3 separate regions of the Mus musculus genome follow, and regions 1 and 3 are each linked to region 2. A link is a loop called in an ENCODE intact Hi-C map of the cell type or tissue named here. Cell type or tissue: heart. All regions are shown on one strand.

Evidence for each region. A loop is a pair of places that touch in the nucleus more often than their neighbours do. Peaks named below come from ENCODE experiments on the same cell type or tissue, not always from the same donor. Only the 100,000 strongest peaks of a DNase experiment are listed, where the experiment ranks them.
Region 1: it touches region 2 in a loop (2.0-fold over the local background); 3 of 42 quality-filtered maps call a loop at or near these places.
Region 3: it touches region 2 in a loop (2.5-fold over the local background); 2 of 42 quality-filtered maps call a loop at or near these places.

Annotation. Positions count from the first base shown.
Region 1 is chr17:83,218,357-83,226,356 of GRCm38, forward strand. Pkdcc (protein kinase domain containing, cytoplasmic) reads left to right here. Exons shown (of 7, transcript NM_134117.2): 2 at 1,678-1,800; 3 at 2,610-2,881; 4 at 3,434-3,513; 5 at 3,770-3,874; 6 at 5,427-5,600; 7 at 5,836-6,713. The coding sequence ends at 5,921. Among named protein-coding and RNA genes, the nearest start is that of Pkdcc, 7.1 kb to the left of the region's middle. In heart, no CTCF peak of the experiment used is centred here; DNase peaks (open chromatin) are centred at 1,755, 2,765, 3,035, 3,845 and 2 weaker places; H3K4me3 peaks cover 2,533 bases; H3K27ac peaks cover 5,666 bases; H3K27me3 peaks cover 426 bases.
Region 2 is chr17:83,107,193-83,115,192 of GRCm38, forward strand. The region is part of intron 1 of Gm46606 (a long non-coding RNA gene); the gene reads right to left. Among named protein-coding and RNA genes, the nearest start is that of Gm46606, 4.6 kb to the right of the region's middle. In heart, no CTCF peak of the experiment used is centred here; DNase peaks (open chromatin) are centred at 3,029 and 3,589; H3K27ac peaks cover 5,459 bases.
Region 3 is chr17:83,249,206-83,257,205 of GRCm38, forward strand. No RefSeq gene overlaps it. Among named protein-coding and RNA genes, the nearest start is that of Gm24240, 17 kb to the right of the region's middle. In heart, a CTCF peak has its summit at 4,016 (motif pointing left); no DNase peak of the experiment used is centred here; H3K27me3 peaks cover 873 bases.

The DNA of each region.
Region 1 (8,000 bases), 110 kb after region 2:
TGGGGATCTTCCTGTCTTTTGGACCCTCTTTATTCTCCACATACTTTCTTCCTCCCAGGATAGATGCCTCTGCCACTCGGGGTCAAAGGGCACAAGAGTCTTCCCTCTCCCCACCCCATCATCCTCGGACCTCACCAGGCCAGCCTGGGCTGCAGATTCTGACCATGCTAGACTGAATTTCTCTTCCCCAAAAGAACAAAAGATACAACTCCTCAGCTTCATGCTTCCTGGTGGTGGTGGTGGTGGTGGTGGGGTTAATGGTGTCTTTTTTTTTCCTGAGGGGTGTTGATTAATACCTCGTTAATAGTGCATTTAACGACCTCTGGGTGTTTAATAACCTTCAGAAGTTTCCCACAAAGGCTCACACTGGAGCAAGAAAATGAGAACCAGGCCTCAGGGCTGCTCTTTACCGTCCCCAAAGTCCATCCTGAGTCTGGGGCCTTCCTGGGCTGACTGGGGATATGGAGGGAGAGAGAAAGAGGGTCCCCAGGGCGGCCCCCTTGTCCCTCAAGGCACAGCCCAGGTAATCTGGTAGACTAAGACTGAGTCTATCTTCTCTGGTGGGACAGGATCAGGGCTCCTGGGAGGAGCGTGGGTGTTCGGGGCAAGCAGGGCAGCTGGGGAGGATGCGGGCAAGAGGAGCTGCTGTGTACAGCACATTTAGGCCGTGGGCTCCCTGTCCCCCATCTCAACCCTCTGCCACAGAGATCTTCACTTTCCCTTGTAGGGCTTGGACAACTCAGCCTTTGTGCTCCTGCTCCATAGGATGCTGGCTGTTTGGCATCCATTGTAAGCCAGAGCTATGCAGTGTGTTGGGAGAAATGTTGAGAAGCAGGCCACCCTAGGAGAATGCTGAAGTGGGTGTTAATGTTAAAGGCTTTTCCTGCCTAGTCGGGTGGTACCAGGGACCCTCCCCAGGGTGAGGAGAGAGAGAGAGTGCATAGCAACTTATCATCCTCTCACACAGACCTTCCCTGAGAGCCGCCTCTTTCTGGCTCTCCCTGTATGTCACCTACACACATATTTGAGGAACACCAGACGGGCCTCTCTGGCTTTAGAGAGCTGAGATGGTAGAGACATCCACACAGATTGGGGGAGGGGGGAGAATCAGATGGTCATTTGCTGAGCCGCGTACTAGCAGGAAAACCAGGTTGTGAAATCCCATTTGAATCCTAGCTCTGTGTTTATTAGCTGTATGACCTATTTAACCTCGCTTGAATCAACTTCCCCACACCAAATCAGGCATAGAGGCCCTAGCTACACGCCACCAAGGAGATTTCAAGAATCAGAAAGACTAGCAAGATAACTCAGTAGTTAAACGTGCGTGGCACCAAGCCCGATGGCCTGCACTCCCTCCCTAGAACACACAGTGGAAGGAGAAAACTGACTCCTGAGAGCCACCCTCTGACCTCAGCGCACACGCTCAATCATACCACACCACAACAATACAGTAAAATGAAGTTTAGAGATAAGAACTGAATTAAGCGCATAATACCTTTAGCATTGTGCCTGGTTGGGACATGGTGGCTAAGTTTGCCCATTTCCCTGATTTTAACAAGAGGTGAAGGACTGGTGTCACCATGCCAGTAGAAACTAAGAAACAGAGGCCAAACTTCCCAGGCTTTTCCCTGGTCTCCCTACCCTGTGACCTAATGACCTGCCCTGGCTCTCCCCCAGCTCTATGGCTATTGCTACCAGGACAGTGAGGGCATCCCAGACACGCTGACCACCATCACAGAGCTGGGTGCCCCTGTGGAGATGATCCAGCTGTTGCAGACTTCCTGGGAGGATCGATTCCGAGTAAGCAGGGAGGAGGGTTCAGGCCTGGGATTTTTGTGGGGATGGTTCTCCCTTAGAAGGCAGCCTCTCAGAGCAGCCTAAACTCCTCAGCCAGGGAGGGAGGGAGGGAGGGAGGGAAGGAAGGAGGGAGGGGCACACACTAGCTCGGCCATGGGCCAAAGGGTTAAAAAAAAAAAAAAAAAAGAACAGGACAGAGGAGCCAGGCCTTTTGTGTTCCTGCTGTTCTCCCTGCTCTCCATAGCACACGTGCACATTCATGTGAGTGAGTGTACACACATATGGGTCCATGAGGGCAAGTGTGTGCATAGGTGTGTGGACACACATACACGTGTGTGCCCCGACATGCACTCACACACACACCTTTTACACATTTGGATGCTTCCTTTCAACCTGAGGGTCAAAACCCCTTTGGGGATCAAAAGACCCTTTGCTCAGGGATTGCATATCAGATATCCTGCATATCAGATTTACGTTATGATTAATAACAATAGCAAAATTATAGTTACGAAGTAGCAACAAAAATAATTTCCTGATGGTGGTGGTGGTGGTGGGGTCACCACAACATGAATTGTATTAAAGGGTCGCAGCATTAGGGAGGTTGAGAGCCACTGCCCTAGTTCCACACACTGAGGCCACATTCAACACTCCTGTTGCTATCTCACTCCTAATGGTTAGTCCAGCCAAGGGTCAGTTAGAGACCAATGACTTTTCCAATGGGACCAGAAAAAGAGAAAGGCCAACCTCCAAGCTAAAGCCAGAGCCTGTGAGTCCAGCAGGCCTGACCCAGCCTATGTGTGACCCACCCTCAGATCTGCCTCAGCCTTGGCCGCCTCCTCCACCACCTGGCCCACTCCCCGCTGGGCTCGGTCACCCTGCTTGACTTCCGCCCTCGGCAGTTTGTGCTAGTGAACGGGGAGCTGAAAGTGACAGACCTGGATGATGCCCGCGTGGAAGAGACACCGTGCACCAGCAGTGCCGACTGCACGCTAGAGTTTCCAGCCAGGAACTTCAGCCTGCCCTGCTCGGCCCAGGGCTGGTGCGAGGGCATGAATGAGAAACGGAACCTCTACAATGCCTACAGGTAATGACCATACGTGGTGGGACTCCAGCTAAGGGGACTGGTGGAGTAAGAGCCAACCAGGGAGAATAACCTTGACCTAGGGAACTGAGGGGCCCAGGCAGGATCGAATGTGGCTGTGGAGCTAAGAATAGATAGTGCTGAGGAGAGCTAGGTTGGAGGGGCAGCTGGAGGCTTCCTAAAATAGTGTCGCATTCAGGGCCTGAGACTGCCAGGACTGGCATGTGCCTTCTCCACCCTAGCTCTTAACCTTTACAAAGCTCCTCGAAGCTGAGAAGCCCCAACTATGGAGCTGTTCCACCACCGGGTCAAACAGAGGACAGTGTGGCCTGGAAGATGAGGACGGGGAGAGAAATGGACCTCTGGGCCCAGTTTGGTCTGCAATCAGCTGTAGTCACAACTGAGCCCAAGCCCATGCCTCACAGCTAAGTAGTGTAGGCCTGCCTGGTCCCTGTGTGAGGTTTCTTTCCCAGACCACGTTGAAGTCCATTGCTAATGGAAGGGATGTAGTTCCAAAGGCTGGGCCCCTGAGCCCCTACCTCCTCTCTGCCACAGGTTCTTCTTCACATACCTCCTGCCACACAGTGCCCCGCCTTCCCTCCGACCTCTCCTGGATAGCATCGTCAATGCCACGGGTAAGCCTCAGGACCCGTACACATCGGATTACCTGCCCCTGCCCTATCAGAAATAGGGACAAGCATGACCCTGGGACATGCAAGGTCTAGGACCCATTATATTCTAAGATAGTGTTCTGTGGTAAGGACCCTCCTTAGCCACCAAGTCCTGGCTTCGGGAAGGAAAGAGGGTGGCTTCCCATGGGAGGAATGGGAGTGGGAGCCAGGCATGTGGTGGTAACCGGGCATGTGGTAGTAACCATACCACACTTTGCAGGAGAGCTCGCCTGGGGGGTGGATGAGACCCTGGCCCAGCTGGAGACAGCGCTACACTTGTTCCGAAGTGGGCAGTACCTGCAGAACTCTACAAGCAGCAGGGCTGGTGAGTGATGGACAGGGCAGGAACCCAGGGACTGGGCAGGCAGGAGCAGGATTATGAGTGAGTGACCTCCACCCACTGGGCTATTACTTACTTTCTTCAGAGACTTGGTCTCCAAAGGCCACTCTCGCTTTGAAGCCCTGCCTCTGACTAACCTGAAACAGCAAGCATTTGCCTTGAGCAGTTGGGTGAGCACTGACACCCTCTGTAAGAATGGCTTCAAACCCCTCCAAGGAGCTGGCTGTATGACTTACCCCTGGGGCCTCTTTTTTTCTCAACTGTGAATTGGGTTCAAAATAATTCACCTAGCAAACTTTCTTATGGGGATTAACTAGCCTACAAGGTGTGTAAAAGCAATTAGCACAGTGCCTGTTACACAGCTGGATCACAACACACATTAGCTTCTCTTCCCTTCCTCTGCACTCCTGGGGCATGGAGGGCAGCCGGAGGAGGGGGCAGCCTACTCTGAAACCAGCCAAGAAGCTGTTTCCCCCAGGGAGGGGGGGGGAACTATAGCTACTGTTACAGGCAGTGGTCCCTCTACAGAAGCCTAAGGGTTTAGCAATGGTTGGGGGGTATGGGGGGAGCAGCCTCCATTTTCAAGGAGGCCTGACCAGCCTTAGGGGTGGGGGAGCCCTCGTTAGCCCTGTAAATAAAGTTTAACGAGGTGAACAATGGCTGGCTCTGTCCCTGAGGACTCCGTTTATGGGGCCATAAATCACAGGCAACCCTGCCTGGACTTTGGTCCCTGGCAGGAGAAGGAGGCAGGAGGGTGGGGTGGCCAGAGGCCCAGGGCTTCTGCATTATCAGGCAGCAACTGGGGCTCCTAGGGTGGTGGGAAAGACCAGTGAACCAGAGGCCCACCTCTCAGCCTCTTGAAGAGCCTCTGCACTCACTGAGCATCTGAGGCTCTGAACCACAGGGAACTCCCAACCCTTCTCAAGTCCTTGAACCCCGAATTGTGGCATTTTGTGTCCATCTACCTGCTTCTTAACCGCAAACTCCTTTGCTGGAGTCCCAGGTCTATCTTAGAAGCTTAGCTGGCCTCTCCGCAAAGTCAGGACCAAGTATGTCTGAGGGGCTCTGAACCCTTGCCCCGCGTGGACAGGACTAGAATCGAGTCAGGAATCCTCAGGCCCCACCCCAGGCCTTCCCAAATCAGTACCTACATTTCGGTAATACTGCATGAAAGTGCACATGTACCACGATGTGTGAGAAGCCTTGTCCTGCATGTCTAAAACTCCCTGAGCTCCGACACAGACAGCTGGTTATCTCTGAGTACGTGCCTGGCCCACATATGCCATTCGTTCTATGCTGTTGATACTAGCTACGTGGCCTTAAATCTAAGAGATGTGTGTGCCCTCAAACCCAAGTCTACCTAGCTGTAATGTGAGCTTGAAGAGCTCTCGCTGCCTTCATTTCCAGGCTGGGTGCACTGGCCTGGACTTCAGCTTTCGTCTAGCAAATGAGTCTTGCGATCCCTGCTCACAGAGCCATCCTCAGCCCTCGCCCGCCCCGGGCACACAGTTCTCACTCTCTTCCCTTTAACTCTTAGAGTACCAGCGCATCCCGGACAGTGCCATCACACAGGAGGACTATCGCTGCTGGCCATCCTATCACCACGGCGGCTGCCTCCTGTCCGTGTTCAACCTGGCTGAGGCTATAGATGTCTGTGAGAGCCATGCTCAGTGTCGTGCCTTTGTGGTCACCAACCAGACCACCTGGACAGGTGAGCCAGAGGGAGGGGGTATCTCAAAAGAATGGCTATACGTCTCCAAAAGATGTGAAGGGCTCCCCTCAGAAAAGCCAGAGGGCAGGCAGAGATGGTGATGATATATATATATATATATATATATATATATATATATATATATATATCCTTCAAGTCAGTCACTTTATAGAAAGTAGTCTTACCTCCAAGAAGAAAATTACCCAGATCTGTAAACTCTTATCTCTGCCCCTAGGTCGGAAGCTGGTCTTTTTTAAGACTGGATGGAACCAAGTGGTCCCTGATGCCGGCAAGACCACATATGTGAAGGCCCCTGGTTGACTGGTTGTGGGCTCAGCTGACCAGCTGGGCTTGCCTGCTGCAGGCGTGACTTGCATCCCACCTGGGAACCCCTGCAGACAAAAGCTAGCTCCCAGAGCAACTGATGTGACCAGGACAAAACGTGCAATATGCAAAAATGTTAAAATGTGAGTTTGCCAGCTTCAGTCCCAGACTGGTTGGAACCCGATTGCCTCTCTGGAGCTGTAGGCTGTGAGCAGGGCTCAGGCTGGTCTTAACTGGGACAGTCCCGTGGGCAGCCCATTACTGCATTCATGCTTTGAGAATGTAGCCAGAACACTGCTGCTGCATAAGCCACCGTGGGCAGGAGCTGCCTGGGGACAACCAGTCTCAGAGTGCTCTCTCAGCTCAGCTCCGCTCCAAATGGAGAGCGCGGGATGCGGAGATGTGAGTGAACCAGCACTGGGAAGAAGGCTCTCGGGCCTCTCCCTAGAGGTTGCTCCTAGGCCAGCCCCGAGGCCGTGGGCAGCAGTGCTCGCATCCATATGAGCCAAGACTAGAGTGGAGGAGCAGATTGCATTTGAGCCAGGACTGGGGTGGGGGTAGGGTCGGGGCCTCTCTGCCTCATTTGCTTTCAGTGAAAGCCAGGGAGCAGCCGCAGCCAGGCTCCTCCCACTCCTGGAGGCCAGGCTCCTCCCCCTCCTGGAGGCCAGGCTCCTCCCCCTCCTGGAGTTTGCGTACCCAGAAGCTTTTATACTTCTCGTTCATTAAATTGTTTATTTTTGTAAAAAAAAAAATTAATCAATTAATAAAATGATGTTTTGTGACAAATGCTCCCCTCCGTCATGAGCTCGTGAGAAGACTGTCTCTCAGCCCCAGTTATGCCTGTAGTGCGTTTGGCTGGTGGTGTGTGTCTGTCTGATGGAGTTTGGCAACCTACGGGGAGCGAAATCTCAGTGGCAAACCCTGAAAACTCGGTGGCCCTTGATGCCTACCCTGAGCAGATGTGAGGGTGGGTCCCATCCCCTCAAGGAGGTTCTAACTTGAACACATTTTTGACTTCCTGTGCACAAAGCCTTAGCCCAAGAGTGCTATCTCCATAGTAGGGTGTTGGCCATCTCAATTACCTGATGGAGAAATAATTAAGATAGAAGGAGTTAGCCAAGCGACCTCCAGGCTTGGCCTGGTGCACCTACACCTGTGTGACCACCGATGTCCGGCACAAGTTCATGGGCAGGTTTCTTTTCTTTCTTTTTTTTTTTTAGGTCCTTTCTTCAGCGAGAAATACATAGAGAGTGAAGAGAAAGAAGGCTCTTTGGAAGAGCGAGCTTCAGTTTTCTGAATTTAGCAAGAACCATCTAGCAGGGAGCATATGAACCAGAGGGAAAATGATGAGACGGGTTTGGGGGAGAAAGGGGAAGAGAGATCGGGTTGGAGAACTCGTCCCTATGCTGAGACTGCAACAAGCCAAGGCATAGAACCTTCTCAGAAAGAGTCACCCAGTAGCTAAAGGGACAGGGACAGTTTTCCCCTCAAACCTGTACAGCTTACCTTACACCCCACCCCCTCCCTGAGGACAAACAGCCACACTTAGTCCTGCAAACTTGAGAGAAAACACATTTGCAACCTGGAGTGGCAAGGCTAAGACGTGCCCAGGAAAGGGGTGTCACTATCCGGAAGCATTATTCTCCCCTCCAGATGGCACGTGCACATCTTCCTGTCTCTCGGGTCCTGGCTGCATAGTTTTCTCCTTCCCACAGACTCCAGAACCAGAGCGTGACACCCGCTCTGTCCCACCCCACTGGAGCAGCCATGATTTTCCTGGAGCAGTGGGCAGAGAGAAATACGTTCACCTACTGCAGCCTCGGCCGATGTCAGAGAAGGGAAGCCTGGTGGGATGGGGGCGTTCAAGGCTGTTTCAAAGTCAAGGAAGACAGAAACAAGGTGAGGAGACGGTGTAGCTGAAGGGTCTATCAGGACCAGACCAGGATGGCCAGCAGTCCTCGGAAGTGCTAGTGTCTAAGCTGGCTAAAATAACCTCCCTGAATGTATATGTCAGTAAATTATAGGGTCATACTACCTGAAGAGTTTGGAATGAATGAAATTCTGTCCGCAGCCAGT
Region 2 (8,000 bases):
CCTAAGGGGTGACCATAAATGCCATTTGCAGTGCATCTTTATTAGCACCGTCTATCCTCTGACGGAGCCTGTATCTTTTGTTGGAAGGTGGATCTTGCTTGTGAATCCACATCTTGGGTGTATATGGAGTTTGTATAAAATATGAACTCTAATGTGCAGAATTTACAGGTCGCTGAAGTGTCACAGTCTACTGAAAGGGTCTGGAATCAATAAGGTACACATCAAACTCAATTGTATTTAATTTTCCTTGCTACCTAGAGAAAAGTCTTGCACGGCTCTACATGCGCGAAATTAAACATGAAAGCCTGTCTAAAGTGTAGAAACGATACTTAAAATGACCTGAAAATAGGCTAAAAACAGGGTAGCCCAACCCCATTGAAGTATTAGCAATCATTTTCTTTCCATAGTGGAGGTGAGGCCCACCTGGAAGAAAAATCACAAGAGGCATGAGCACGTGGCAGGTCTGAAGGAGAACTAAGGACTTTCCGCTATGTACCAACAGGAACAGGTCTCCCATCCTCAATTATCCCAGACTCGCTTCCTAGTGGAAAAAAAAATCACATCCTGATCTTATGTGAAAAGCAAAAGCAGAGAGGGAGAGAGAGAGAGAGAGAGAGAGAGAGAGAGAGAGAGAGAGAGAGAGAGAGAGAGAGAGAGAGGGAGAAGAAGAAGAAGAAGAAGAAGAAGAAGAAGAAGAAGAAGAAGAAGAAGAAGAAGGAGAAGGAGAAGGAGAAGGAGAAGGAGAAGGAGAAGGAGAAGGAGAAGGAGAAGGAGAAGGAGAAGGAGAAGGAGAAGGAGAAGGAGAAGGAGAAGGAGAAGGAGAAGGAGAAGGAGAAGAAGAAGAAGAAGACGGGGAGGAGGAGGAAGAGGAGGAGGAAGGGGAGGGGGAGGACGGGAGGGGAGGGAGAGAAGGCAGGCAAATAAAGCGAGGTCCTCCTCAATCCACAACCCTTTCTTCCTACCCCTTGGCCAATGAGATAACGGGGTTCTGCTCGTGCAGCTGACACAGGGTGGGGGACAGTCACCCACTCCGGGCACTTGCAGCCAACACTGACCTCTCCATCAAGGAAACATTCCCCAGACCGACACTAATGGGGGGCGCACATCTGGCGTTTGGACTGTGTCCAGATGGGAGTTGTGTTAGTCAAGTCAGCGTGATAACCCTCTGAGGAGGCTGGGGAGGGAGTGTGTACCACTCCTGAGAGCAATCAACCATCTTCAGTCTGTGTGTGAGACATGATCATGCTGTAACCTGTGAGTCACAGGTTACAGACCACCCAGTCCTTGACTGCCACACTCTCCCAAGATGCACGTGCACGCGCACACACACACACACACACTCACACACTCACACACTCACACACTCACACACTCACACACTCACACACTCACACACTCACACACACAGGAAAAAAAAACTTGATAGAGCCAAATAAACTTGTGCAGAGTTCCACCACCAGTCAGATTTGGTCTAAACTCCAGGGCCCCCAGGCCCCTAGCAGTTCCTTTCCACCACCATCTCTAGACACTCTCAACGTGTAGTGTATTTACTTAAGATAACAGCAGGCTAAGGTGATGAAAAGGATCCAGCTGTTTCTGCTCTTCTGATTTCCTGTGATTTGCAAATGCCTGGGTCGATTTTCCAAGACTTCAATGAAGCTCTGGCTCACCTCTGTCTCTCTCTGGATCGATCACCCACCTACTCCATTTCTCCTCTGGATTCCCCTTTGGATGTAGAAGACTTCCTGACTGATTTCAGGATTTTTAGCAGAATGAAATGTGGTTCTCTAGCTCCCATTCCTAGTACCCTGGACTGCAATTAGGACCAAGACATCCCTGATAGCAAGGTTCCCACCTCATGGATCAGAAATGACAAAGGACCTTGGGCAGCCACTTCCTTGGCTAAGTCTGACACCTTAGTCTGACACCTGTTAAGGCTATGAACTACACTGCTAAAGAGGTAGTCAAGGAAAACAAAGCCAGGATAAAGGGGATTGTGCCACACACACACACACACACACACACACAAACACACACACACACACACACACAGAGAGAGAGAGAGAGAGAGAGAGAGAGAGAGAGAGAGAGAGAGAGAGAGAGAAGGTTGTCTGCAGCTGTTAGAAGCAAGTTCTTCTCATGGCTCCCAGAGGTCTACAAACCTCCAGGCCCAGATCACAGAAATCAGAAAGTCACCTGCTCAAATCACAGAGCAACCAGCAGGATCTTCTGGGAGAGATAACGGCTAACAACAGATATTGGCTCATCCTTCTCCCTTCATGTCCATGAAGGAGGAAGGAAGTAACCCAGGTAACAGGAAGACCATGGTCAACGGTCAAAGAGAAATTCCATCTCCTTTGCTAACTAACCAGCTCGCAGGGTTGCCAGCACCCCTTCCTTCTACTTGAGCCTCTATGCAACCATACATATCATTCCCCCATCTTGTCAATTCTGGTCGTCAGGACTAACTGGATAAACAACATATCTTTGCCCCAATTCTCCTACCTACCCAATAGCCATGTCCTTACAGACTTTTCACTTCTATATGCTGTACCCACATGTGTGGGCAGTAGTAACTGGGACAGAGGAGTAGCCATCCTTCCCCTTTCAGGGAACAGCTAGTAAACTCTACCAACTGCCGGCCCCCGGGAAGACGTGTTGACACTCTGGAAGCTCTGCAGCCTCCTACTAGCAGCTCACAGACACTGTCACTCTGTCTGATCCACTCTGATGTTGCCAGCACGTTTTTTTCTTCCACCAGCAATTTGGTAGAAAGCCATTTCGGGTTCCATGCCAAACTGGTAATTCACAACACTCATCAGACTCTGTGACTGAGTCAGCAATTCCTTCCTTCTTCCCTAGCACAGCCGACAGCCCTAACACCCTCACATCTAGCCTCCAGCTTCACTATTTACATGACATGTGTGACTGTGGTTCTTGGAGCCTGGCTCCTGTGAACAGATATCTAAATGACTCAGCCTTTCTGTAATGGCTATCCACTCATCCCAGGACTTGCTATCCAAGCCAGAAGGCCTCTTAGAGAAAACTAGGGATGAGAGAGGGGCTGTTTGTCCTGTTACTGTGGAAACCATCCCGGCCAGTCTCCAAACAAGAGAGACTGGCTGTCCTTTGGGTCCAGCTTTGCCAGAGTATCCACAGGAGCCTGGGGCAAGGAGATCCTGGCCTGCGGCAGCTGTAAACACTGCCTCGGATCACCACGGATCTCAGACCACACTGACTCCTCCAGTCTCCTGTGTGAAACCTTGTCCCACACGGAGAACCTACCCACAATCACCCCATCTGGCCTCCTGAGTGGTTTCTTCAGCCTAACCCCAGAGCCAAATTAAACGTCGCTTCTCAGTCTATAGACAAAAAGGGTTTTGACTGAGTTTCATGTTTTAGAGAGCGAGCGAAATTCCATTAACTTTTTAGGGGTGGGCGAGGAAGATGACAAACAGCGACTTGTCTGAATGTTTTACATTTCTCCCGCTGCTTCTGAAAGGTTCGGCATGAGGTCATCCATGATAAGAAGCAAGACCTCCCAGTCGGACTGTCCCTCAGCCCCAAGAGGACATTACCCAGAGATAAACTGACAGGACGTGGAAGCTGGCTCTAGAGACAAGCATGGCATGAGGCTGGCAGGAAGAGGAGTTCTGAGGGCAGTGTATCTAAGAGCTAAGTGGATGTGTATTAGGGAGTTGGGGAAGGAATGGCTAGCCCTCTAAGTAAGATATATAGTTGAACCAGGCAGGGAAGCACATGCCTGTACTATCAGCTCTTAGAAGGCTGAGGCAGGAGGATTGTGGCTATATAGAAGATCCTATCTCAAAACAAACAAAACCTTGATAGAAGATGGTAAACTCAAAAAATAAAAAAATAAAATATAAATGAGACTTGGCTATCTAAGACATTTAGTGCAGAGATAATACACCTAATAATAGGCATGGAGGACTATGCCAAGTTTACTGTGACACTCGTAGCAGTCTTAAAAGAATAAAAACATTGCATGCCTATTTTACTGTAGGAAATCAAGAGGCCAGCTTAGGACACAGCAAAGAAAGGTACTAGGATCCAAACCAAGGCCTCCGTCACACAGTGCATGCTCCTGACCACATGGCAGAACAGCTAACCTTAAAAATGGTCATCACTGGGCTGGAGAGATGACTCAGCAGTTAAGAGCACTGACTGTTCTTCCAGAGGTCCTGGGTTCAATTCCCAGCAATCATATGGTGGCTCACAGCCATCTGTAATGGGATCTGACACCCTCTTCTGGTGTATCTGAAGAAAGCTGATGTGTATTCATACAAATAAAAAAATCTTTAAAGAATGAGCCACTATTTACAGATTATTAAAAAACAATAGTCATCGCCACTATATCTACTAACAGCAGGTAAACAATTTAAAAGGTGTATGGTATGTGATGTGGTGTGTGTGTGTGTGTGTGTGTGTGTGTGTGTGTGTGTGTGTGTGTGTGTGAGAGAGAGAGAGAGAGAGAGAGAGAGAGAGAGAGAGAGAGATTGGAAAGATGATGGCCTTGGCTTCCTTCTGACGAGGTAATCAGTCTTGAATGTGAACAGTGATGTAAATTTGACCACTGTCTAACGGAAAGGCACATCCTTGTGGTCGGCAAAGTCAAAGTGAGTCCATAAACTCTGCCCTGTAAGATGCTTATACAGAACACACTCAAGCATGATGAGCAATGCTAAAACTCTCTAGCAGAGCTATTTGATGCCCCAAATATTAAGTCTAAAACCAAATCATAATTTCTCCACTAATTTGTTTGTTGGTTTGGTTTGGTTTGGTTTGGTTTGGTTTGGTTTGGTTTGGTTTGGTTTGGTTTGGTTTGAGACAGGGTTTCTTAGCGTGGCCCTGGCTGTCCTAGACTTAGTTTTGTAGACCAGGCTGGTCTTAAACTCACAGAGATCCACCTGCCTTTGCCTCCAGAGTGCTGAGAATAAAGACAAGCACCACTATGGCCTGATTAATTTCTCTACTTCTAGGTCTTGGAAGAGAAAGCCACTGAGTCCTTTAGAAACAAACGTAAGGCCAGATCAGGGTAGAAAAGCTCTCAAGCACCTAATGTTGCCAGGAACGTCCACTGTCTTCCATTTCCTATCTTCTTCAAATCACCCACAAGAACTCAACAAAAGACCTCGGGATGTCTTTAGGAGATGGGGGTAGGGGTGAAGTTTGATTTTCAGGCTGTTGCTTTCTGATTCCTTTCCTCTTGGTCCAGGCAGGTTGAATCTTTCATTCTGCACAGGAGGCAGAAAGTTGTGGTTCCTGGAGCTCCATGACTATGTAAGATGTTTAAAACTTAGTGGGAAAAGAATGGCATGGGAAGCAGAGCTGGAGGAGGAGGCATAGTTACACACTTAGGGATCCAACGAGTCCCCACGGTACCAGAAGGACCGGTGCATTAAGAGTTTTAAGAGGTGATAAAGGTAACATGCTATCAAAGGAGGCAGATATTGCTAAAGAAACAAGTGGAATTAATTCCTTTCTCAAGCCACCATAAAGGTGAATGGCTACCAGATGGTCAGCCAGAAAGACCTGTCCACAAGCAGCTGGAGAAAACGAATGCAAGAACAACGTGGATTCATTCTCTCGAGAGCAGGTGGACATCGCTGGCCATTGACCACAAAACAAGACCACACATGGTCACAAAGAGGCTGTGAGGACAGTGAGTTACCACTGATCCTTATGCTGCCAGAATTCCAGAATGACCAGTCTTCCACGACGACAAGCTACTAATACCAACGGAGACCAAACCGGAACAGCCAACACCCAGGAGGCTCTAGGGAACCTGGTTCACGGCAGAGGCAAGTCATGTGACCAGAGAACACTGCTTCCTTGTTCATTAATTCTAGCCCCAAGAGTTGGAGAAAGAGGGAGAGAAAGAGGGAGAGAGAGAGAGAGAGAGAGAGAGAGAGAGAGAGAGAGAGAGAGAACACAGGCCTGGTCATGCCTTTGTTCTTTTCCTTGCCAATCAATCTCTTGCCAACCACAAATTAGCATTACACAGGCATTACAGGGCAGTCCCCCAGGATTGATAGAAGCTGCTAATCTTTCCAAAGGGGCGGTGATACAATAATAAGGGAAGGGGGTTCCACTTCCAGCCCTCTTTTGAGGCAACGTCAACCCTGGGCCTTAAGCTACAGAGAAGCCCAAAGTGGACCAAGCTTTGTGAATGGCTGTGTGACACCTTCCTAGGGACTTAGCTCATCACCAGTCATTGATCTTCTGGGGGTGAATATCTTCTCAGAGTTTCCAACTACTCTTTTCCATTTTTACTGCTCATCATTTATGACCTGGGTTGCATCCAGAGTCTCTGGGACCAGGCTGTAGTTCTAACCTGTGGCACCCTACTCAGCAATCTGGATTAGCAAAGCCCACAGGTATTTTTGTCCTTTGGTTTGCTGGGTCTTTCTGTTTGTTTGTTTCCTTGTTTGTTTAAGGGATTAACCTTTTGAAGTCATAATGAAATTCCAAGGCCCAAAAGAAAGCAGCCTGGCTGGGATCCCAGGGGTCCCTAAACTTACAGCCCTTCCTGTGAGTCCCCAAGGCTGGGTATTGCTGTGACCTTCTCCAAGCCCTCGCTCAGCTGCCTTGTCCCTGTCCTGCAGCTGGCTCTGGAAACAAAGGAAGCTTGCAAGAGGTAAAGCCTCTTATCAAAAACTATTTCCTGCCATCCCCTCCTGACTCAGCACACCACAAGACCTTCCCAGGACCACCAATGCAGCAGGAACAATACTAATCAGCTCTTCAGGAAGGACTCCAGAAGCAAGGTACCCCGACAGTCTCCTAGTCCCGATTCTTCTCCATTCTACTGTTCCCTTCTCCAGATAGCTCACAAAGGATCTTACGGGCTACTCCCATTGTTTAGCCATGGGAAGAAAGCTAGAACCAAAAAAAAAAAAAACAAAAAACAAAAAACAAAAAAAAACAATAAATAAGGATTTCTGCTTCAGATAGACGGGTGACTCAAAGCTGGAGGGTTGCCCACCTCCACTGGACCCTGCTGTGCTAACTGCAGACAAAGAGTTAAACAGAGACAAGAGTTAAGAGATGGTCCATACAGATGCAGTTATCTCTGCATTTATCTAAGTAATCACCGTGTTGGATGCTCTGAACTGTGTGGTCAGATGCCCCAAGGTCTCTAGCTAATTTTGTGTACTGAAGGGCTGAGGACCAAGGATCACAGGCCTAGCACCGCACCAGCCCAACCTAGCCCAGCTGTGCTTGGCAGGCCATGGTGTTCCAGGCTCCTTCCCACACCTGGAGCATCCTAATGCTATTCCCTCTCCAGGCCTATCCTGGCCTCTCTCAGCCTCCTGCCCTCAGCTTGCTGTGTGGTCTTAGCCCTCTGCCACAGAAGAGACAGGGAGGGAGGGATGGGCCTGCGTGTTTACAGTCAAGCATAACTGAACCTTTATTTTAAATAAATAAAACTTTTAGCCAGTTTTTATTTCCCTTTCCTTTCAAATAGCAGCTTTCTTTCTGCCCCCCCCCTCATGGGTGAACCTTTATCTCTGGGGCCACCCAGTGAGGGGCCATCAGAGAGAGGAGACATAGAGTCCAAACTGACCCTTAGTGTCTTCTCAGGCAAGAAGCATGGTCTCTCTCTCTCTCTCTCTCTCTCTCTCTCTCTCTCTCTCTCTCTCCCTCCCTCTCTCCCTCCCTCCCTCTTCCCTCTCCCTTCCCCTTCTCCTACCCCCTTCCCCCCTCCCCCTCCCTATCTCCCTCATCCTTTCTTCCTTCCATCTCCCTCACCCTCTCTCTGTTCCTCCTCTTCTCTCTTCCCCTCTCCCCTCCCCCTCTTCCACAGAGTTCCTGGGGTTCTTATGAATTTGGGGTGCTCATGCCTGAGGACTAAAGGCTAAACAGGAAATCCAGGTTCTGTCATCAGCACACCGGTCTGTTCGTCCAGTCACACCCCTCTTCTCCCATCCGACCACCAAACAGGTCATCCATCTGTCTTCCCCTTTGACTGTCATTTC
Region 3 (8,000 bases), 140 kb after region 2:
TATATAATACATATGTATATGCATTATATATACATTCATACAAGCCCTTGAATATATACATATATATGTGGCTGCATGCATTGGTCTTTCTGCAAGGTAAGCTTTCTATACATTTAGGAAGTAGCCGTGTAGCATTGGTGTAACAAGCATTTTGCCGGCATGGCCTCGTGTTTTGACTTTGTTTAGGGAATTTGGAGCATGTAGAACTCTCGAATCTTTATTTATATGAACATATCAGCTTTCCCTTCTGTGGCTTTTGGACTTGAGTTCTGTGTCAGAAGCTCACACACCCAGAGGTGAACAGACAGAACCCGCTGCTCCCTGCCCTGTGAACAACACAAGACGCCCCTTGCGCTACTTCAGTGGGCTCTTTCCATATTTACTCTCTCCCTGCTGCCATGGGAAGGAACTCCTAGAAGGACGCCTCCCAGGTCAACGGGGTTCAGTAGCTCCTCATCGCCCATTGAACTGAGCGAGCTTCCCACTGCAGGTATCTGATGATAACACCAACTTATCTCATTGGTTGCTGGCTCTCTGTGCTCTAACCTCTACCCAACTCCACTTCTCAACATCCCCTAAGTCGCCCCACCTGCCTCCCCATTTCACCACACCCTTTCATCCTCTGGCCAAACCTTCTGCCCATCTCTTCTGCCCATCAAAAGTACCCTAATTTTTCAAGATTCACCCACCAAACACCCTTCTCTGTGATGTCTCCACCAAATCACGGTGTTCTTTCAAGCATTTTTGTTTTTGCTTCTTCTCTCGGGACATGCATCTGAATTTCCTTAGATCATTGGTGTGTGTCTCCTTCAACATCACCAAGAACTCTGTGGAGAAGGGTGAATGTGAGCTGCGTGTGCCTCTGCCTCAGCTCCACACCTTCTGCTGAGGTGAGACACACACACAAGTAGTCAGACTGGGGGCTAAGCTGTGCAAGCCAGACGCTGGTCTGGAACTCCTAGCTGGTCTCTTGCTGTGCCCAATAGTAAATATGGGCTCCCTTTGGGTAGCTGCAAGTCAAAGCCTACTTCCGCTCAAAAGAAGAGACGGGGGAGGGGGGTAGATGCTCTCCATCCCTCAGATCTCCACCCTAAGTGTTTGACGTCATACCATAACATCTCAGGGAACTGCTTCTCCCAGCAGCCCTGGCTGCTTTTTTCCCTTCTTCATAGGATAAGATGATCCTCTATCTCCTTGACCAACAGCAATGACCGCAAGAATGTGTTACTTTGATTGGTCAGATCTGAGCTTATAGACCAGAGCTGAGGATTCTACAAACACAGACACAGTGTGTAACCTGGTATAACGCCACGGAAGGAAACCATGTGCCACTACCAATAGAGACAAGATAAGAAACTTAGGGTGGCATGAGACTCAGTGCTGGTGAGAAGACACTTGCTTCCATGCCTAATGACCGGAGTTTGATTCCCAGGACCCACGTGGTGGACGCAGAGAACTGACTACCACAAGCTGTCCTCTGACTTCCGTGCCTACATATACAAAATAAATAAATACTGCAATAACAACAACAATAATAGAAGCTCTTTTACTGAAATACCAAATATCTACTCAGCAGAACACAGATCATTAATGCCCTACAGGAAGAGAGGAGTGGGCCGGAAACCCCCACCCCTGAGCTATTTCTCTCCTTTCTGCCATTCTCTCCTGCCCTAGAGGTAGTTCCAGCTTCCAAGCACAACATGGTCCCCCAAGGTTTGTGGCTCAGCCGCAGGACCAGTGTGAACAGATCTTAACCAAACCCCAGACCAGGCGATGGCTGGCGTGGTCCAGCCAGCTCCAAGTTATTAGAACCAGGAGTCCCAGTCCCAAGAGTTGCAGGATTGTTTATCTTTGTTGGGGAAAAACTATAGCCAGAGCCATAAATCACTGCCCAGCTGGATAGCTTCATTGAAATGTTTGTTTAAACAATGAAATCTCCTGACAGACTGAAAATATAGAATGAATCCCCCTGTCCCGCCTAGGCCCAGTCTCACAGGCTAAAGCTCAAGGCTTCGAAGAGGGACTCAAAATTGGCTTCCCCACCCCCAATATCAGCCCCAAAGAATGAAGCCACAGCATAGCTAATCCGAAACAGCAGATAATGCGAAAGCCATGTCTATCAATCTTTGAAATATAATCTCCGGAGTGGTTCGCATTGGACGTGCCTTCTGAATGCAAGTAGCATTTCTTGACTAACGTGAACAAGGAGGCGCGCGAGGGGCAGCCACTGGAGGAATGCTTCATGAGGCGTGTCAGGACCGCCTGCTCTATCCCAACCAACCGGAGCACATACGCAGATAGTCCTCAACCTCTGTGCCTCAGTTTCCCCTTGTGTGTGAAGGGATGAGAGTGGGCCTGTACTTCCTTTCAACTCTTGCGTGCTGGGAAAAGCTTGCTGTTCATTGACAGTCACAACAGGAAAAACTAGATAAACAGGAGGGAGTCAGGAAAAGAGAGGGACAGGGGCATCATGGGACATTCAACTAGATGATTCCTTCAGGTCTGTTTCTTCCAGCCTTCGATGTTCTTTTCCAAGGGCTTTGCCCCTTCCAGATATAGAAAAGAAAGCTGCTGGCTAAGGGATCTGTTAGCAGAGCCGTAACAAGGACCTGGTGCATTCCGAGGAGGCGGCAGTGAGTGGACACTGATTTCAGGACAGATATGGAACAAATCAAACCTCAGACCTGGAGCCTGTGCTCAGGTGCTACCTGCCTTCATCGGAGCTGTTGGGGCTGATAAGGCTGGATGCAGGCAAGAGAGCACCTAGAGGCTCCTTGCCTCCTGTTCCTGCTGCTGCTGCTGCTGCTGCTGCTGCTGCTGCTGCTGCTGCTGCTGCTGCTCCTCCTCCTCCTCCTCCTCCTCCTCCTCCTCCTCCTCCTCTTCTGCCTCTTCTTTCCCTTCCTCTTCTCCCTAAAGCAAAGAAGGAAACAGAGGTCTGTGCCTTTCTAGGTGGGAGCTGTGACCCTGCTCCTGTGATGGAAAGCACGACAGGGTTGTGATGGGATGTGAGATGTGGTGGGGCATTAGGTGTGCCAAATGCTTTTGCAAATCTAATACCTGTAAGGTACAGCATGGTGTCCTGTGGAATGTCACAGAGTAAGATTAGACAGAGCTCCTGGTTTGATGAGGTTTTCTGATACATGTGTCCGTGCACTGGCCGGATCATGAAGAACATGGAGAAAGGAGCAAAGGCCTCTTAAAAGATTTGCTAGTGTTACAGGAGGAAGGGATGCGTAGTGGGATAGCATCGTCATTAAGGTCTGCAGAAGTCTAGGCTGGGATTTTATGTAGGGGGTGGGGTGGGGGGAGGGACAGGGAAGCGGGACAGGGAGTATAATGGAATGTTGGGGGACTCATTGGGTGTACAATGGGATTATAATCAGACATGTGTTGGTGGGTATAATGGAGTATGTGAAGCAAGGGAGTTATCAGAATATGTGTATGATTTATTGACAGAGCAGCCTTTCCTGGAAACTCAGACAAGCCACATCCTTCCAGCTAATATGGTCTTGTAGCACCCTGTAGCCATCTCGGCTGATAAGAGTCCATTTTTATTTTTTGTGGCCATTTGCATGGTGTCTGGCTCTCTTTTCAGATTGTAGGAACTGTGGCACTCACTAAGTTCTTGCTAACTGTTGATTGAACCCATGGGTGAAAATAGGATCGATAGCCAAGTAGTGGTGGCATGCATCTTTAATCCCAGCACTTGGGTGGCAGAGGCAGGTGGATCTCTGTGAGTTTGAAGCCACTCTTGTCTACAGAATGAATTCCAAGACAGCCAGAGCTACACAGAGAAACCCCGTCTCTAAAAACCGAAAGAAAGAAAAGGAGAAAGAAAATAGGCTCTAAAACCAGTTTAGCTCGACCAATCAAGGTGGCCCATCTAGCAAAGCAGAAAAGTGTCTCACTCCAAATCTCCCTGAAGATCCAGAGACTGAAAGGACATCACTGTGACCTCAAATGTAGGTTTTGTTATCGCGGATGGCAATTTTAATTGTCTAAAGGGAGGTGTTGCCATCTAGTGGCCAAAATGGAGAACTAACTGCTCCATTGATAGTCTCAGCTGCCTAAGGAGTCAGCAAAAGCATAGCCATCCTTCAGCACGAAGCGGAAACACAAGGATGGACCCCAGCTTTCCCCGCCTCTTCCAACATGGAGCAAATAGTGACTGGAAGATGGAGGTGGCCAAGTCCCGAGCTAGGCTGCTCCGCCCCTTCGTGGTTCTCTTCATCCAATCCTCTGCTTCCTGTAAATCATAGCCATACTCCCTGACAGCCATAGCCTGGGCTCGGCTCTTCAACTCCTCTTGAACTCAACCCTCCATTTGGGAGACAGTGGCAGGTGGATCTCGCTGAGTTGGAGTCAGCCAGAACTACTCAGAGAAACTTTGTCTCAAAAAATAAAAGCAAACAACCACCACCACCCCGGAAATAAACCTTTTTCAGGCCCCAGCTAGCTCCAATTTCAGAGCAACTATGCAGCAGACCTTGGAGTGGGTCTTCCTTCCTCCACAATCCCTGAGCCTTGGAAAGGAGAGGTAGGAGGTGGTGGGGCTGTAGGGAAATGTGGCTCATCCTGAGAGTAATAAGAAGCCCTCCTTTGGGGATCTGATGTGCGTCTATAAATACTAGTGCCTGGTATTTGGAGAATACACTGGACCAGACCTAAGAGTGGGAGCGGAGACAGAGGTGGTAAATGAAGTGTGGGAAGTCAAGGCAGTTGAATTATATTTAAGAGACTGTTGAAGGTACCCAGTGCTGGGTGGAGAGAAGGGTGTGGCTGAAGAAACAGCCCGGTGTAATCAGAGAGATGGTGGGCAGCTTCTCCTGTGTGTGCAGCTCTGTCCCTAACTTGGGTTTAGGGAAGCAATTTTGTGCTAACTATAGGCTCTGCTGAGCTGGGACACCCTGAGGGACTAGGGGAGATGTGTCAGGGGCCTCGGAGAAAGAGCCACGGTCACAGTAGAACGCATGCTCGTGGTACACCATCAAGAGCCCTGGATGCTCTCATCATCCCAGAAGAAGAATCTGGGCATGAGCGCGGTCACTGAGGAAATTTGAAATGAGAGGGGAACCTGATGTGGACCCCTGAGAAACTGCAACATCTGGTCATCACAAGAAAGGAGTCAGTAGACCCAAGAGAGGGAAATTCTTACTGGATAGGGTCTAGTGCTAGCAAACACACAGAGGAAGCACTTCTGGGCCCTCCCCTCTTCGCCGGGAAGGCAGATGCCAACAGCCAACAACCCTATGCATCCCAACCCCAGAGGAGTTGTGTCTGAAGGATACAGGACTCTGGAAGATACAACCATGGGGACGGAGCTTCACACAGGTTACATCTTGACTCAGAGGAAAATGAAGGGAGGGGGGACCGGAGAGAGGGTGTGGCACACACAAAGGCCCCACCATTATGACTGGGTAAGGAGTGGGGTGTATACATAGTAAAGAAATAAGTGTCGGACAAATTTCATCACGCAAGACTTGAGTTTTCTGAGCAGGGACGTTTTATATGATTAGTACGGTTTCTTTTTTTATTAGCATGTATACATTACACTCAGTAATGGATCCTATTAAAAAAATTTTTTTCAGAGGGTGTGACTAAGTGGTAGCACAGCTGTGTAGAATGCACAAGGTACTGGGTTCAATCCCCTGTGCTAGAAAAAGAAAAGATGTTTTCTTACAAAGAGACTGTTAACCGTCATTACACCAAGGCCCTCCCTTCCTCTCTGCTCCTTCCATGACCTGCAGACACTTTTACTTCTATTTCCATTTATATAGAATTTGGTATAGACTTATGTAAAACCTACACTTGAAAGAAGATACATTGCCTTCGTGAGCTTTACGAATCTCGTTTAACGCAGTGATCTCTGGCTGCATCCATTTCACCCCGTAAATGACATAGGTTTTTGTTTGTTTGTTTGTTTGTTTGTGTTTGTGTTTGTGTTTTTTGTTTTTTTGTTTTTGTTTTTGTTTTTTTTTTTTTAGACAGGGTTTCTCTGTATAGCTCTAGCTGTCCTGGAACTCACTTTGTAGACCAGGCTGGCCTCGAATTCAGAAATCTGCCTGCCTCTGCCTCCCAAGTGCTGGGATTAAAGGCATGCGCCACCACTCCCGGCTTGTTTTGTTCTTATATATAGCAATGAGATTCTGCTGTGAGAAATTAAAACCTCCACTGTGTGTCCACTCCACACTTCCTTCACTCGCTCGCCTGTAGACTGGCACCTTCGCACACTTGGCTGTTGGGATGGACACTGTAATAAACCATAGTGACAGGGCTAAATGTTAGATGTCAAATGCCTTGTTCTGCCACATTGCCTCAGCCTTCATCTTGTCCCTCACGACCTTAACCTGACCAAGTGTCCCTTCCCCTGACCAAAGTCATGCTGTTGTACTTTGTCGTGGGCCTGTGGGGTCTCCTGAACTGTAGACGTTCCCTAGCCTCTCTGCCTCTAAACCCAACCAATCAGCTTAAAGATCAGACCGCGCTGCTTTGTCTAGACAGCCTAAATGTTGCAAATACACCTGTTAGTGGGTTTTTCCACAAACTGACCATGAGAATTGCCAGGGTGGTGGCTTCCATCCTAACTCCTGGCTGTGTCCCTGATTAATCAATCTTGGAAGGTGCGTTCAATAAACCATCAATTCTGAGACTGGTGGCTGAGTGGTTTGTGTGCTTAACCCTAAACCCCAACACAAATATCTTTGTATAGTGGTTTGGATGAGCATGGCCTCTATTCTCAGGCCCAAAGCTTTGCCTTCTTCGTCCCCACTTAATGAACTGTTAGGAGGTCTGCACTTGGTGGAAGAAATGTGTAACTGGGCATGGGCTTTGGGTTCAAAAGCCCATGATGGCACCGCTTCACCTGTTGGGAGCCGCGCCCACATTCGCCGTTACAAGATGGCGCTGACAGCTGTGTTCTAAGTGGTAAACAAATAATCTGCGCATATGCCGAGGGTGGTTCTCTACTCCATGTGCTCTGCCTTCCCCGTGACGTCAACTCGGCCGATGGGCTGCAGCCAATCAGGGAGTGACACGTCCTAGGCGAAGGAGAATTCTCCTTAATAGGGACGGGGTTTCGTTTTCGCTCTCTCTTGCTTCTTGCACTCTTGCTCCTGAAGATGTAAGCAATAAAGTTTTGCCGCAGAAGATTCTGGTCTGTGGTGTTCTTCCTGGCCGGGCGTGAGAACGCGTCTAATAACAATTGGTGCCGAAACCCGGGACGAGAAAAAACTCGGGACTGGCGCAAGGAAGATCCCTCATTCCAGAACCAGAACTGCGGGTCGCGGTAATAAAGGTTCCCGTAAAGCAGACTGTTAAGAAGGATTCAACTGTATGAATTCAGAACTTTTCAGCTGGGGAACGAGAGTACCAGTGAGTACAGCTTTACGAGGTAAGTCTGATCTTGAACTTTCTAAGGAAATTCAAGACAGTCTATCAGAAGTAAAGTGGAATATGTTTGGCCTTGAATTTTTTCTAGTGTTAGAAGCCCTTTTGTTCCTTTTCACATGTTATCAAGTGGTTAAGGCAGGGCGGATTCTGGATGAAATTCAGGGCAATCTATCAGAAGTAAAGTGGGGAGAGAGAGTAGGAGCAAAGAGGAAATATGGTACACAAAATAAGTATACAGGCCTTTCCAAGGGTCTTGAACCCGAGGAAAAGTTAAGGTTAGGTAGGAATACCTGGAGAGAGATTAGAAGAAAAAGAGGAAAAAGGGAAAAGAAGAAAGATCAATTAGCGGAGGTCTCTAGGAAAAGGAGCCTGTGCTCATCGCTGGATGGGCTCGGGGAGCCAGCTCTTAGTAGCTCTGAAGCAGATGAAGAATTCTCCTCTGAAGAAACAGACTGGGAGGAAGAAGCAGCTCATTATGAGAAAAAAGGGTACCAGCCAGGTAAAGTGCTAGCTAATCAGTTAAGGAAGCCAAAAGCGGCTGGCGAAGGCCAGTTTGCTGATTGGCCTCAGGGCAGTCGGCTTCAAGGTCCGCCCTATGCGGAGTACCCGCC